Linked DNA regions of Homo sapiens: region 1 is linked to region 2. Evidence: chromatin loops called from intact Hi-C (ENCODE). Cell type or tissue: psoas muscle. All regions are shown on one strand. Region 1 overlaps IGDCC4 (immunoglobulin superfamily DCC subclass member 4). Region 2 overlaps DPP8 (dipeptidyl peptidase 8).

What was found. Peaks named below come from ENCODE experiments on the same cell type or tissue, not always from the same donor. Only the 100,000 strongest peaks of a DNase experiment are listed, where the experiment ranks them.
Region 1: it touches region 2 in a loop (7-fold over the local background); 4 of 110 quality-filtered maps call a loop at or near these places.

Annotation. Positions count from the first base shown.
Region 1 is chr15:65,399,646-65,402,145 of GRCh38, forward strand. It overlaps IGDCC4 (immunoglobulin superfamily DCC subclass member 4), which reads right to left. Exons shown (of 20, transcript NM_020962.3): 5 at 1,161-1,301. Among named protein-coding and RNA genes, the nearest start is that of IGDCC4, 22 kb to the right of the region's middle. In psoas muscle, CTCF peaks have their summits at 1,283 (motif pointing left) and 1,847 (motif pointing right); DNase peaks (open chromatin) are centred at 1,276 and 1,856; H3K27ac peaks cover 2,066 bases.
Region 2 is chr15:65,449,925-65,452,424 of GRCh38, forward strand. It overlaps DPP8 (dipeptidyl peptidase 8), which reads right to left. Exons shown (of 20, transcript NM_130434.5): 18 at 2,036-2,178; 19 at 1,075-1,186. Among named protein-coding and RNA genes, the nearest start is that of IGDCC4, 28 kb to the left of the region's middle. In psoas muscle, no CTCF peak of the experiment used is centred here; no DNase peak of the experiment used is centred here; H3K27ac peaks cover 2,500 bases.

The DNA of each region.
Region 1 (2,500 bases), 50 kb before region 2:
AGTGTCACAGGTCCAATGAGGCAGTGCAGGTCAGATAGGTGCGAAAATGCCAGCACTGTTCTATTTTATCAGCTCATTGGTGGGTACATATTAATAGTTGTTCAATTTATTTTCTTTAAACTATATATATTCGTGATATACACTTTTGAGTATGAGATATAAACTTATATTTTTAAAGATGTATAGAGTAATAGAATGAGTTGGGGAAAGGGGTAAAAAGAACTGGATTTAAAACTTACTTCTGCCATCAACTTGGGACAAGTCACTTTTTAACAACAAATGGAAATAAAAATAACCCTTGCTTTCTTTTTACAGGACTGTAGGAACTGGCATACCAAAAAGAGAACAGACTTGAAAGCTTGGGTCCCAGCTCTTCCACTGCCTCTCTGAGCCTCAGTTTCTTCATCTGCCCACTGGGAATAATAGTTCTGGCCCCTCCTCTCCCCAGAGGGCTCTTGGAGGCTGACAGGAGAACAGGTGTGAAAGTGCTTAGGAGACTGCACAGTGAAATTTGGCCCAGCACTGGCGTTACCCTGATGGCATCTCCAGTCACTCAGTGGCACTTCTCACTTGTAGCCTGATACTGTCAGACCTCTCTTCATAGATGTGTGTTTTCTCTCCCTCACTAGACGATGAGTTCAGAGGGCAGGGTCCCTGCCTCTCTGTGTTTTGTTCACTGTGCCCAGTATGATACCAGTCACACAAAGACAGCAGTATGCTGGGGTGGACCCAGAGCTTGCCTTATAGTTGCACGGACCAACAGAGGGGTCTGGTTCCACCTAACTCACTGGCTGTGTGGCACCTTCCCAGCTCTCAAGTACTCACTTGTAACACCGTTGTGAGGAACAGAAATATGTAATTATGGTGGAGAACCTAGCTCAGCACCTGGCCTCAGGAGGGCTGCAATAACCGTTCTGTAAGTGGCAGCTTGGAAGTGCTTTTGTAAAGCACATGCTACACAGAGTGACAAGGAAGTCTGTCCAGTTCCCCACGCAGCTCCGACCTTGACCACCACACCCAGCCCTGGGAAAGGAGTTCGTGCCACACCAGAAGGTTCGTGACCACTGGGTCGTCACCCATACATCCCCCTGACTTAGGGGCATGTGAGATGCCACATCCCTCCCTTCCCATGCCCTCCTTCTCCCACCCCCTCCACTCACCTTGTCGGACCCAGGACACAAAAGGGGTGGGGTCAGCTGAGGCCACACATTCCATCACCACACTCTGGCCAGACACCACTGTGGTGTTCTCTGGGGCTGCCACAATGACCACGTCCTGCCCCCTGGTGGACGCCAGGGACCCTGGCGAGAAGACAGACCAGCAGGCAGCCTTACCATTAGGCATTTGCCATGCGATACCTCACCTGAGTCTCACAGTAACCTGGTGAGGTGGTACCGGGGACAGCAGCAATGATTCCATCTGTCAGATGGGGGACGTAGCCATAAAATTCAGCAGGGCTGGGACTGGACCTCTGAGCTGTTTCTTTTAGAGCCAGAAGAATTGCCTAGGCTTCAACTCAGCACCAGAGAAATGATTAGACAGACCCACACCTACCTCCATTCTTCCCTCCCAAATGCAACCCACCATCTAGGCAGAGGACTGTCAGGGTCATGGGCAAAGCACCAGACTTGGAGTCAACAGTTATAGTTTCTAGTTCCAGCACTGCCATTAACGCACTGGGTGACCTTTGGCAAATCCCTTCTCCAAAAGGCCTTGGATTTCCCAGTGGAAAAGGCAGACAGTGGGCTTGAGTTTCTGCCTGTGCGGCAGTTCCCTAAACCCTGATTTCCTGCCAAGTTCTTTGTGTGACCCTGGCCCCCTGGGTGGAGTGGTGAATATCTGGATTGTCCAGCAGGTGGAGGCAGATACCCCTTGAACAGAAGAAAGACGACACCAGACTGGGAGCAGCCTACCAGCTAAGCCCAGAAGGAACAGGATGGGGACGGGGTGGGAGTGCAGAGAGTGGGTGGGAGGTGGGAGGGATGCATGGCAAAGGGAAGCAAGGGAGGTGCCCCTGGGGGAGGCTTGAAGTGAGATCTGTTGAGCACCTGCCAGGTGCCAGGCACTTTCCATTCTTATCTCAAGGACTCTTCGAGCCTCTCTGAGCTGGGCATTTGATAAGGAGCCCAGGGTCATGCAGATGGTGAGCAGAGAAGGCAGGATTCAAACCAGGTCTTTCCAACCCCAAAGACTGTGCCCTTCCTAATCCATCACACTGGGGCAAGAGCTTTTCAAAGAAACGAGTAAAGGATAAGAGCACTAGGCCACAGGTAGCCAGATTTGCAAGGCACAGAAAGCAGAGAGGGACGAACCCCCAGTGCCTGGACCCCTCAGTGACTATAGAAGGGCAGGAGAGAAAGGGGCAGGGAGCAGGGCTTCCGGGCACTGACACCGCCTCAGATGCCTCGCATCCCCACCTCTGTCCCCAGCCTTCGACACTGCATCCAACCAGAGGGCACACAGGCTCTGCATGAAGAGAGGAGCCCTGCCCTTGGAGTCT
Region 2 (2,500 bases):
GAAAAACGTGATTTGTGTTAACATGTAATAGTTTATTATTATTATTATTATTTTTTTTTTGAGACGGAGTTTCACTCTTGTTGCCCAGGCTGGAGTGCAATAGCGCGATCTCAGCTGATCGCAACCTCTGCCTCCCCAGTTCAAGCAGTTCTCCTGCCTCAGCCTCCCAAGTAGCTGGGATTACAGGCATGAGCCACCATGCCTGACTAATTTTTGTATTTTTAGTAGAGACAGGGTTTCTCCATGTTGGTCAGGCTGGTCTCGAACTCCTGACCTCAAGTGATCCACCTGCCTTGGCCTCCTAAAGTGCTGGGATTACAGGTATGAGCCACTGTGCCGGGCTGATAGTTTATTATTTTAAAATATTTAAAAATTTTCTCAGTTTTCATATCTTACATGAGAAATATTGATTGATATAATTGACATAAACAAAGTTCTTTGGTAGGTAAAGGTGTCCTGAAACCAAAAAGCTTAAAAACTACTGCTATAAATATCTCATAGTTTAAACATAAATATCAACTGAAATGTTAAAAAGGAAAAAGTAATTTTTTCATTTTTTGTGTGCACATAATCTGTTTAAGGAGTAAAACACAGTTTTAAGAAAAACTGGAATAAGGAGCAATGAATAATGGAGCAATGGAGGAGAGTAACTTGCTGGTTTTTCCTCCAATGTCAATGTAAAATAAAAGAAAATCAAAAGACCATATAATCAGGCCCTAAAAATCCTTTTACAACCATGAAATCAAAATAGCACATCCTCACCCTTCAAAGTGGAAAAAGAAAAGCAAAGGATAACAGTGAATGGACTTCCTGTCATCTTTTCCATGCTTCCAAACTGAAAGCAGATACAGACACACAGTCATGTAATCTGATAGGCAGGTATGTCAGCCTGACTGCAACAGAATCTTAATTTTTATCCAACTACAGGCACTACTAAATATGCCTCTTACTTTAGTTCTCTTAAGCAGAGGGTGGACACTCTAAAAATCTGGACTTACCCCACAGCTAATAGATTTCAAAGTAATCAATCACTAATCATGACTGCATTTAACTAGAAAATGTAGAGTAACTCACCTGTAAATCATATGGCTTTCCAGCCCTCACTAAAAAACTCAGTAATATACTGGTATGTGCAAAATGGACATTCTCATCCAGGAAACCATGTAAGAGCAGTAAACGATTTGGTCTGGAGAAATGGAAATATTAGAGGATTAGGCAAAATAGTAGAGTATTTGGGAAAACCATTTCACTTATTTAATCATACTTAACCATATTAACTTCCTTATACTGTAATGTTAGAATAAGAATTCAGTATTTTCAATATTAAATTTGTAACATATTAACCAGATGCCACATGCAATGAAGGATTAAAAAAAGATCTTGTGTTCAATTTTTTATAATTAAAATATTAGAACACATCTATAATTATAGCATGTCCCTAGAAGAACTATTTGTAAAATATATTCAGGCAGACATAAAATTTTTTCCACCTTGAAAGTCGTGTACTTAACTTTTTTCAGCAAAAACAACTGCTTCAAATATAACTTGTAAAGAAACATTATATGAATTGGCCTGTAATTCAGTTTTAAGAAACAGCCATGCTATTCTAGTATAACATTTGTCTTGGTTTTTCAGTATTTGAATTTTTCATTAGGATTAAAGACAATTTTTTAAAATACAATTGAAAATTTATAATCTTCATTTTAAAGCTTGAATTAGGCTGTGCCCGGTGGCTCATGCCTGTAATCCCAGCACTTTGGGAGTCTGAGGTGGGCAGATAACTTGAGTTCAGGAGTTTGAGACCACCCTAGGCAACATGATAAAACCCTGACTCTACTAAAAATACAAAAAATTAGGCGGGCATGGTGGCACGTGCCTGTAAACCCAGCTACTCGGGGGCTGAGGTGGGAGGATCCTCTGAGCCCAGGAGTTTGACGCTGCAGGGAGCCCTGATCATGCCACTACACTCCAGCCTAAGTGACAGAGTGAGACCCTGTCTCAATTTAAAAAAAAAAAAAAAAAAGCTTGCACTTACTCAGAGGGGAACTTTTCTGCTTGCATGGCCACAGATCCTAAGTAATAGCCCTGTTCATTCTGGTCAGGGTGACCCATATAACGTTCCGTGTATCCTGTATCATAGAAGATCCACAGAGTGACTGGGGCCCCAGCAATAGCAACCTGCATAAGATGACATTGACAGTCAAGTGTGGTCTGGAAAAAGAGAGTGGCTAGCAGTGAGATCTTACAACTGCAAATTTACAGTCTAAAATTATCCTTAAGCTTTAGCCTTACTACTGGCGCATACATGTCTTAGGCAACTCAGAATACGAAGTGAAGCGCTAAGGTCAAGAATTTGATACTCTGTGAGTCAGTTTCATGTTCCATGGGCATTCTACATACCAAACCTTTAACCTGGGCTAGCTGAAATATGAAAGCCAGGCCCGTTATTAAAAGACAACTGAACTATATCCTGCTACTGAGGAAAAAACGTGTGAGAACT